Regions from separate parts of the Homo sapiens genome. Here region 1 is linked to region 2. A link is a loop called in an ENCODE intact Hi-C map of the cell type or tissue named here. Cell type or tissue: heart left ventricle. All regions are shown on one strand. Links, peaks and the distances in the headings refer to the core of each region. The heading gives the core; the rest is flanking DNA.

What was found. Hi-C counts contacts between places; a loop is a spot of excess contacts. Peaks named below come from ENCODE experiments on the same cell type or tissue, not always from the same donor. Only the 100,000 strongest peaks of a DNase experiment are listed, where the experiment ranks them.
Region 1: it touches region 2 in a loop (4-fold over the local background); 43 of 110 quality-filtered maps call a loop at or near these places.

The regions. Positions count from the first base shown.
Region 1 is chr2:190,497,994-190,503,381 of GRCh38, forward strand. MFSD6 (major facilitator superfamily domain containing 6) reads left to right here. Exons shown (of 8, transcript NM_017694.4): 8 at 2,022-4,321. The coding sequence ends at 2,225. It also overlaps a transcript of NEMP2 not described here. Among named protein-coding and RNA genes, the nearest start is that of NEMP2, 34 kb to the right of the region's middle. In heart left ventricle, for the core only: no CTCF peak of the experiment used is centred there; a DNase peak (open chromatin) is centred at 2,197.
Region 2 is chr2:190,086,384-190,091,771 of GRCh38, forward strand. It overlaps a transcript of AKAP19 not described here. Among named protein-coding and RNA genes, the nearest start is that of MSTN, 26 kb to the left of the region's middle. In heart left ventricle, for the core only: a CTCF peak has its summit at 2,661 (motif pointing right); no DNase peak of the experiment used is centred there.

The DNA.
Region 1 (5,388 bases), core at 256-5,255, 410 kb after region 2:
TCTTTCATTGTATATTTGTTTTAAATTTCAGTATTGATGGTTGTCTCTGTAATTCCAAAATTCTAGTGGGGGCATTATATTATAGGACCACAATAAATATTTGTTGAATTAATTAATCTGAGCCACTGTATGGGTCTGATAGGACACCTAACTCAGTGGAATTATGGTTATGCAGGTGGCCTCACCTGAAAAATAAGTCTAAAAGTGTGATTTTTCTTGTCCCCAGAGGAGTGATCTTTCCTGAGTAAAGTTAAAGCATGTTGATAAAAGTGTGGATAATTGTACAGGTGTATCCCGACTTTGGAAAATGAGTGTAACTTCTATAAACAATTTAGCCAAAGAAATAGGCTCAGTTCCCCCATCTCATGATAATCACTCCCTTTTATTTGATAAGTCACGTCAGCTTTGTCTGGAGTAGCTTCAGAGGACACATAAAAATAAAGGGGAAAGATTTAAAAATAAGGGTCATTTGAGTAATTCCCCTTTCAGAAAATTTGTTGAACTGTTAATTAATCTCACTTTGTAAGCTAACATAAAATCTTTGTGAAATTTTAACCAAATCTGGTTCTTTACTGATAACCATATGCATGCTAGTCCATGCATGATCCTATTTATTAATTTATCAAGATAATAAACTCACATCATTACTCTGCTCAGTCAAGAACCAGATATTGTGGTGGGAGATGCATATGGAGGATTTTAATACCTTAAAGCAAGAAGACTAAACAGGAGAAAGGATGATTTTAATATCTGCTGCTTGAGTAGCAATATTTTCATTACTTTGTGTACTCATCCTCATTTTCACAGAAGCCACATAAAATTTTTGATGTGGCGCTTTTTTTCTGGTATGTTAGGATTAATAAATTTTTTTCTGGGCTGGGCATGGTGGCTTATGCCTGTAATCCAAGCACTTTGGGAGGCCGAGGTGGGTGGATCACGAGGTCAGGAGTTCAAGACCAGCCTGGCCAAGATGGTGAAACCCCGTCTCTACTAAAAATATAAAAATTAGCTGGGCATGGTGGCGGGTGCCTGTAATCCCAGCTACTATGGAAGGCTGAGGCAGAGAATTGCTTGAACCCAGCAGGAGGAGGTTGCAGTGAGCCAAGGTCACGCCACTGCACTCCGGCCTAGGCGACAGAGTGAGACTCCGTCTCAAAATTATAATAACAATAATAAATAAATAAATAAAATGTTTCTGGTATGTTAGGATTAATAAAAACTGGCAGGTATGCTGTAGTTATTCTTAGAAGTCATTATACTAAGTTTCTTTTTCTTTCATTGTAGAATCACAGAAATGAACATTTTTATTTGGGTGTTCAGCCAAAAAGTGATGGGTACTAATTTGGGGGAGAATCCATTTAAATTTTTTTTTATTTGTACAACCAATATGGCATTTATGGAAATTGCTGCTGGTGATGTTCTACTCATGGTTATTTACAGTTGGTTACACAAGTGCTTGTTTACATTCACTTCTTTATGTGGATGTTCTGTCTTATCTAACTTTTGGTGCACATTTTGAAATACCAAATATATATCAGGACTCTTAATTACAGGACATTCTTTCCCAGCTCTGCCTCCAAGGATAAGAACCCCTTATTTACCTCCTGTTAGACAAAGTGTCTTCTGGCTCTTGGATTCTGTGGTCTTAGCAAGCGGCCTGAGTTTCAGTTATTCCATAGTGCTTGCCCAGCGACTTGCCACATGGCTTGGGGGGCTCAGTAAATATTTGCTGATGTAAACTGTTTACCAAGTACTAACAGACATTTTGGTAGTAATGTTCCTTTTTCCACAAGACACGTCTGCTTATAGTGTTTGTGTTTTTCATGCGGCTCTGGCAGTTGCACATAGGAAAGGAGATGAAAGGTAAGACATTCTATCCTTATTCCTCTATTACTTGGTCCCTGAAATGGGCACTTCCGGATGATCTCCCCATGTTTCCTGTCTTACTTGAAAGCATATATAAAAAGTTGGATTTATTTGCTATCACTGATCATGGGGCATCTCCTGTTTTTTACCTCCAGGGGACCAATGAGAATAGGGAAAATTCTCCTGCTGGTAGAGCCCAGCCTGTCCCATGTGAGACTCACTCTGACCCATCTAGAAACCAGCCATCCCCTGACGCAGCAGCATCTCAGACGCAGACCAGCCCCGCTCACCCCAGTGTGGACCCGTGCACAGAGGAGAGTGAAGAGCAGCAGGCTCAGCTGGCCGCGGGAGGACACTGAGGGCATCCTGCTCATCTCACACCCTGCATGGAATCAGGCTCCTCAGCCAGGACACAGGGTGAGGCCCCCCAGCCAGGATATGCCTCCCCTGGAGGAGCACAGCACTGCATATGCTTCTAAATATCTAAACTCATTAACATGGAAACACACACACAGGAGCTACAGTACATATTGGCAGGAAAAGGTAAACTTTCGTAATCTCATTGGAATTACAACAGGGAAATGGAGTTCAATGAGGACTTTCAGTTCTTTGCTTGGTTAGGTTAAGGATGATAGAATTTCTCTGCCAGTGCAGTAAGAGTTGAAACCGGCAGTTACACTAAGTAAGTGGAGGGAATGAAAGTGTTTCGAGGTGAATGTGGATATAATTTCCCTCTTCTGATTATTTATTCTTATTTGGTTCCTAACACAAACTGGGAAGAGATAGAATTCATCTATACTTTCTTTTTTCTTGGAGAGAACCGTTTAAAAAATTACAAGATATATTTAAAAAGTAACCAGATAAAAGTAGCACATGTGCTTTTGTTAAAAATAAAGTTAAAAGTTAAAGTTAAAAAATGAAGTTAAAAGTTTCATCAGAAACTTTACATATCTTTAGCAAATATATTTTTATATGTGTATGGCATATAATGGAAATAATTCTTTGAGCAACAGAAGCTATTATTAACTACTGCAAGCTAAGCCGAGCTTAAAAATGCCTTTTGTTTTAAATGGGCTTTGAGAAAAAAAACAGAAACAAGCGATTATTTCAAATCAACCAACCAACTCAGTATCCTGTGTTTTGATAGACAAGAGTTTACTAAATATATTGATACTGTAAATAGCCTCTCTCGCTATTTACTATCTTATAGTAATTCAGGCTCTAATTAGCTGAGGGAATGAAACACACAAAAATCACTGAATTCCTAAGAGTTCCTTAAATAAGCAGTACTAGTTACAAATCACAGTATAAGATTTAAGTGCCTGGGGGAAGGATACAATTTTTAGAAATTACATATTGGGTCAGTTTTGTTTTGTTTTTGGTGAGGAAAAGGTGGTAAATAGGAAACCATGAATGGGAAGGATGGCAATAAGTAGCAACTATACTTTCCAATGACTAAAGAAAGAAAATCTCAGTATATTCGTTCTCATGAAGACACAGTCAGACACTGGACAATGTAATGTATGCAACTGCAAACGTTACAACTGCAGCCAGAACAATGGCTGGGTGGATCGCACGTAAAGCTTGCCACTAAAAATCAAAGCAGAGGTTAACAGGAAACCTGGGGGGAGTGTGGAAAAGGGAAAACTGTTTTAGCTGAATAAAGGTGAATTATATAATTTATAATAGCTGTGGATGAGCACAGGAGAGAGAGGAAAGAAAAGAACAGTCGAAATGAGCAACTCACCTTACCCTCTGACCCTGATTAGACAGGATCAATTGTAAAGTGAGGGCTTCTCCATGACACCATAGTTCTGCCCAATACTGCATTTGGGATAAGAAATTCTACACTTGGATGTCTCGCTTCACAATAAAACACAGCTTAAAAATAAAATAACTGAAAGAAATAGAATTCAGCAAATAGTTATTTTTTGCACTTGAACTGAAACGTACTGTACTGTAAATTATGACTCATTTTAAGTGACCTTTAAAATCAGATGTATTTATTATGCTTGTGTAATTATAGAAATAAAGAAATGGGTGACAGGCTTAACCTCACCTATGAATGTACAGTATGTGGATTTGTGAAACTGACTGTAGGAAGTCAAAAACTTGTACTGTATCTTGTGTTTACAGTTCTGATTTATTCCTTTGAAAAGCCTGCTGTTTTGGAAATGCACAGTTGACATGTTGAAATAAAAATGAATACCATTTTTAAATGTTTCTTAAATGATAAAGATGTGACCAAACAAAAGTCCTATACTCTAATGAATGAGACCAAATTCAACATGCCTTTGTTATGGAACATTTACTGTGACAGCAGAATCGATAATGCAGTCATTTCCAGCCTTGTGAGCTGACACCTTCATGGGTTTGTGGACTTTGTGACTTTTTCTTCCTGTCCCCAAAGTGCCATATGCTACCTTAAAAAATATTAAAGTGAATTCAAATTACATTTTGATTTGAGATTTTGTAACCCCTCTTGAGATCCCTCAACACACACAGGGGTGTCACAGAGCCCAGGCTGGTAATCACTGCCTTAATGACTTACTTCCTACTCTTTCTCCTATGGTTGTAGAAACAGTAAATTACCGAGTGCTGAGCTTGTGTGGATCCAAAGTGGTTAACTGCTAATTATTGAACTATTCCTCAAGTTTTAGGAATAGATTATAATACATACATTGTCCAGCAGGCAGTAAACCTCATGAAAAGTGTTAAGGAATTCACAGGAAGAGCAACCCTGCTTTACTGGCTTATTAATCCTGCCATGGGTCACATGAAGTGGATAGCTGGCTAATAGCTTCCCTCTAATTGGCAATTCCTTCCAGTACTGCTGAGGTACTGAGACCATTACTTAGGCAATATTCCTCTCTGCCAATTTGGAGTTCAGCAGGGAATCTAGGAAAAGGGAACCACATCCGTGGATATTGGGTGCTTGTAGTGTGCTGATGAGATTATCATTTTGCCCTTAACAAAAACTGGAGGTGTTCCTATCACTATCCCCATTTTAAACAAGAGAATTCTGAAGCTAACAGTTTAAGTTATGAGATCAAGGTCACAAAGCCAGGATTCAAACTCAAATCTTCCTAATGTCAAAGCCCTGGTCCGCTTAGCACCTTACCCCACCCCAGGAGGCAGGGAGGCCATTCCCTGCATCTGTTATGGCAGAGGAAGCCATAAAGCAGCCCAGCCTGAACCATTACCATACATGCCTGATATGTGTATGTGTGTGGTTGTATTTCCATTTAGGATTTCTAGATATTCCTAGATTCCTAGAAATGCTTCAAATTCCTGATGCTTTGTGAAATGTAGGTACACCAGACCCTTTACACTCTGCAGGTGAGTTGGCTGGACTGATAACTGCACAGGAAACCCAGAGGTTGGTAGGGACTCTGGCCAGGGCCATGGAAATCAGGAAGGGAAAGCAGACACACCCACAGCTCTGTACTGTCCGGTAGGACTTACTGGGAAGATGGGAAGTTCTCTATTTACACTGTCCAGGATGGTAACCATAAGCCATAT
Region 2 (5,388 bases), core at 318-5,317:
CGAATCTCCTAAATGTTAATTCTCACTACTTATCACTTCCAGACCCTGACCTATTCCATAATTAGGTTCAAATCCTCAAAGACCTCAAGGAAGATGGGGAAAGAGAAACATTAGAAAATATGCACGATGGTTGCAGTCTACACAATTTATGAGGCCATAGTAGGTATTTGTAACTCCCTCTTCCACTTCCCTTCCCATGCTCCCTTTGCTCAGTTATCATTTTAGCTAGGTGTTATTATTTATCAGTCAGAGTGACCTGAACCTTCATTCCTGAAATATCTGAACCATTGTGGTTCTTGCTTGGCTTGGTTTGCTCTAATCTTGTAAATTTTACCATGGATATGGAAGGAATTGCTCAGATATGGATATGAAAGGAGTTGCTCAGAGAATGTCTTGCCTTTGAGACATGGTCTTCCCTCTGTTTTGTAGTACCACCACTTTTCCCACTTTATGATTAGGATTAATTGTCCCAGCGAATACAGTAATCCCTTTCTTTCCTTGTTGGTTCAGTGCCTTGAAGACCTCAAAGTGGCTGATGTGGCAGTCTCAGCTTCCATTCAAAGGAACCCTTCTAGTGTTTCCTGGAAAAAGTATTCCTTCCATGGAAACTAAGAGCACAACATTGTGAGGTTGGAAACAAAAGTTATGTGAGTAGGTCATTAGGAATAATAATGGAACCACCAATACTTTTACACTTTCATTTTCAGATCTAAGTATTCTGGCTATGGAAGAAATAGCATTATATATTAGTTGCTGGCTTGGGAAATATACAATAACTTGTGGGACAGCAACCTAGTCTTACAAGTGGCAACATAAGTTGTCAATAGATTATTCTACCATTTAATCAAGTCAGATTTTTCCAACAGACATGAAACCATTTCTTCAACTCAGATTCCTTAAATCTCTCATCAGTGAGACTAGCCAGATCATAGTGGGAGAAAAGAATCCTATGTTCTTAAGCCCACACGTGATCAACATGCCCGTTGCTAGGGCCAAAGTGTTCATGGGCCCATTGTACAAGCGCCAGGGTAGCTAGGGGAGGCAGCTAACTGGCATCCACAGGATTGGCCATACTCTTTACTTGATTACTGAGAATCTGTTTTACAGTGGATGCCTTTTAGTAAGCATTAATTTGGGACACAGATATTCTCACTCTGCTTACTCTGAGAGGCCCGTCCTAAAACTCTTCCTCAGGCCTCCCTTTAACCATTCCTCAAATTCTGTTTTCCAACCCGCTGACTCCTTGGCCAAAGTGCCACTTGCCTGTGAATCAATGTCGATCTCTACTTCTGTCTGTCTTCCAGTTAGGTTTTGAATCATACATCATGAACCCTTCCACCCTGAGGTCTTTCCACCCTGCTCAGGGGCATCCTCAGAGCAGGCTCTATAGTGTTCCCAATTGGTCATGAAACCAATAAACCTCTATAACCTTTCTAGTCAGAATGGGACAATCTTCTATCTTGTTCTTTTTACTTAAAGCCCTCTTCTCCCTTCCTTCTCCAGGGCTCCTACCATAATCTTTTGTATAAAAGATAAGGAGTTTTAAAACCTCAGATGGCTTAAGTTTTCCCCATGCAAAAAATTCCGGACACACACAAAAAAGTAGAAAAGAACCTGGCTACCTGCTTGAATAATTGGAGAGGAAAAAATTACAGAGATCATCCCTGAAACACTGTAAAGTATGTATAGCTGATATTATTATACCTATTTTAAAGATGGCAGAAAGGAAATGTGGAAGGAGTAAAGTGACTTTGCCAAAGCTTCCATAACTACCTAAGAATATGATCAGGGACCAGGATTATGCCTTCTGGTACAGTGAGAGGAGAGTGAATGCACAAACCCCATGATCGTGATATGTCTGGGGACCTCTGATTTAAGGAGTGGAGAAAGAGAAGTATTGATTGGTAGAAGAAAAATGAAGATGCAAAGAGCACTCATGAGTGGGTGGTCCCAGAGCTCTGAGTAGAGGGTAAGAATCAGAGTCAGGCCTTCCAGAAAATCCCAGTATAAGGTCCTTTACCATCGTTTCCTTTTTGTCCCTTTGCTTAGTACATTATCAACAAGTTTTAGAGGCAAAGAATGGAAAAGGACGTAAAAAGAATATCCAAATAAATATTTCAAAAAGATTAAAATAGAGATGTGGAACATAGGTAACCTAGTGAAGGACAGAACTACTTAACATTCCAAAAATAAATTTGAGTCAGATACAAAGTTGTATAAACTCATAAAGGCTAAAGAAAAAAAAAGTATCATGTTAATATCAATTAGAAATTCTCTCTTCGGCAAAATTGAGTTTTAGTTAACTAGATCAAGTGAATATTTTAAAATCAGTGTAAGAGATTTTTCCTGGACATCTCATTTTGTGTGTTATAGATACTTTTATTAGTTGTAACAGAAAACTCCACTGATGGAAACAGGCCCAAGAATTGAGGAGACATCTTTACATTCTGGTAATCCCAGCTGTGTGACCTAAAGCAAGTCATTTAACCTCTCTGGGCCAAAGGCCTGTTTCATCAATTATGAAGTAAGGAGGTTATGCTAAATGTCCTCTAAGCGTTCTCCCAGCTCTCAAAATCAGTTTTTCTATGAAAATTTTAGTTATTCTCATGGAAGCCCTGACTTAGGTTTTTAGTTTAAAAGATAGGCTCCAGCAGGGGTCACTATAGCCACATCGAGCTTTGAGTCCAATGCTCTTTCATGTTGTAGTTGATTGTGTGCAAATCACAGTTACCCTTTGTCTTGATTTTTCCATCTGAGACATAGACTCTCTTTGTACCTAAATGTAATCCAAATCGATCTTCAAATGTACTCAGCATGTCCATTTCAACTAGGTTTTGTTGTTGCTGTTTTTGTTCTCTGATTCTTTTCATTTATTTATTTATTTATTTTTACGCTGAAATTGGAGATCATTTACTTCCTTTGACTCTGGGGTCCTTCAGAAAAATATATTTTATTTGATTAGCTATGTTTAATTTTTTGCCTCTGAGAACTGTGATGAGTAAGTATATTTCTTTAAATATATGAGATTACATTAAAACAAAACACAAAATTCAGTCCTATCCTGAAGGTTTTTAAAAATTCTATGTACACCTGAAAAATGTATTCAGCTCCTTTAGAACCCCTTTTTGAAAATTCTAGAATTCTTCTAATGGCTTCTACTCCTCCATAGTTAACTTGCTACGTACATGAAGCCAGAATAGACTAGTTCATATATCCAAGAGCAGGGTAAGGATTTCAACGCCAGTTCTAATTTCAATATTACATGTTTTTGCCCTAAAAACTTAGTGACTGTACATACACCATAAAGAATTTGAGGATCACTGTTGATGCTCAAAGGTAGACATTCAGCAAAGTGTTACTCCCGAAAAACCACAGGACTCCCCAGAGTCCTAAGTTTTAAGAGTAAGTCTTGAGTCTTACGTCCTAAGTCTTAGGACTCTTGAGGACTATGATTCAATTTAGGACTACTCCAGAGGGGTTCAGTCTGCCCCAAATGCCCTCCACAAATTCCATATACTATGCAAAACCTAACACTGGTTCAATTGTGCTAGGAGTCAAGGAGAGTTAACTTCTTACACCATGCAGAGCAGTGTTTCTAGTCCTTTGGCCTGGTATATATGCCCCTTTCCCCAAACTACTCTACTTAACCTAGAGTAGTTCTTGTAGGTGTATGGTGTGCAAATGTAATCTCATTGTCCCTTTTTTCTCCTTATAACTACCTGCCTGCTCCTTTGGGAGAGACTGATATTACCCTTTTCAATTGCAGCACTCCTGCTGCTGCTGCCATTTCCAATATTATTGTGTTAAAGTCCTCATCTAGGCAGGTAGTTGGGTTTATTTCTAGTTGTTAGCAAGCGAAGAAAGCCTTCTATACACTCCTTTCACAGTAAGTAGGGGATGGCCTGGTGACAAACACAGTGAAAGTGATGGTGTATGACTGCTGAGACTAGGTCATAAAGGGCATTGCAGCTTCTGCCTTGGTCTCTTGGATTGCTCACTGAGAGCCAGCTGCCATGCCTCAAACAGTGCCATGGAGAAGATCTGAGGCCTCCTGTCAATAGCCAGCACCAATTCGCCAGGCACATTAGTGAGATAGCTTCAAAGCAGATTCTTCCCAAGTGGATTGAGTCTCCTCTCCAGACTTCTTCAGAACAGTCTTTTTTCTACTTATGTATAGCCTCAAACAACCACCTCAGTCTTGATTTTATATAACCAAGTTAGCTGCCATAGCTAACTGATCACGTGTCTTTGAGTCCTAGCCTGTGTAAGGTTTGTATCCCTTGCCTGATCATGTGTGAAAGATGGAGGTACATAGTTCAGACAAGGCTCTGATAAAAGGCAGAAGGTGACTCCCAGGGAAAAGTGTGTGAGCTGAACAGGTCCCTCAAATGGTTTCTATCAATGTCCTGTCCTACTTCTCCCCTACCACTAGTACTTTCTTATCACAGTACTAATACTTAGCGCACTGTAGTCTAATTGCCTGCTTATTTTTAATGTCCGCTCTTTTCTGTAGGCTCCTGAAGGGCATGGACTCTAGCTTATTACAGACATACCCTGGCATCTAGCACAATACCTGGCACATAATAGGTAATAACATAAATTTTGTTGTAATAAATGAATAACTTTGTTTCAAAGGTGTAAGCCTTATAAAAAGACTTTGATATTTTTACTGTAGAGTTGCTAACACATTAATAGAAGAACCATCCACACAATTTGAGAACTGAATTTTACTGTTTACCAGTTGACACTTTGCTTCATATTTCTAAGAATAGGAAATGCCTATAAAGTTCAACAATATACTGCCTTTAAAAAGAAACTTTCTAATGCCATGTAAATCAGATAACTTGTCAGCACGTCAGTGGCACATGTCTACATTCAGGGACTGAAACAGAAACTCATTTTAAATTTAATTCTAAAAGACTGAAAAATATTATTACAGAAAGTTCCAGTTTGACACATATGAATTTATTTCAGAAAGTCTGCTATCTCACAGGAATTCTAACACTAGGATACTTTGATAATAACTGAAAGGAATTTATTCAAACTGTACTAAAATATGCTACAAGAGTGACCTACTTTTGAAAGTAAAGAACTGTTTCCTATGTTTCTTAAAGTAGAAGAGAACTTATTTGTATCAAATTAGTAGTTTATCCTCTTTTGTTAAACACACACACACACAAGTAGCCCAAATAGAACCATTTTAAGAACTGAAGAGGCCATGTAATCTACTTTATTGATTACAAAGCCTAATTGATTGTGTAAATTATGTCTTAAATTTCTAGAGGCCAAACTTTCGATCTTGAGTTTGTACCAGAATATCCCTGTGATCCCTTTCAACTACAGAATTTTAGGATTCTAATTATAAACACAGAAAATATAAATGTGCTT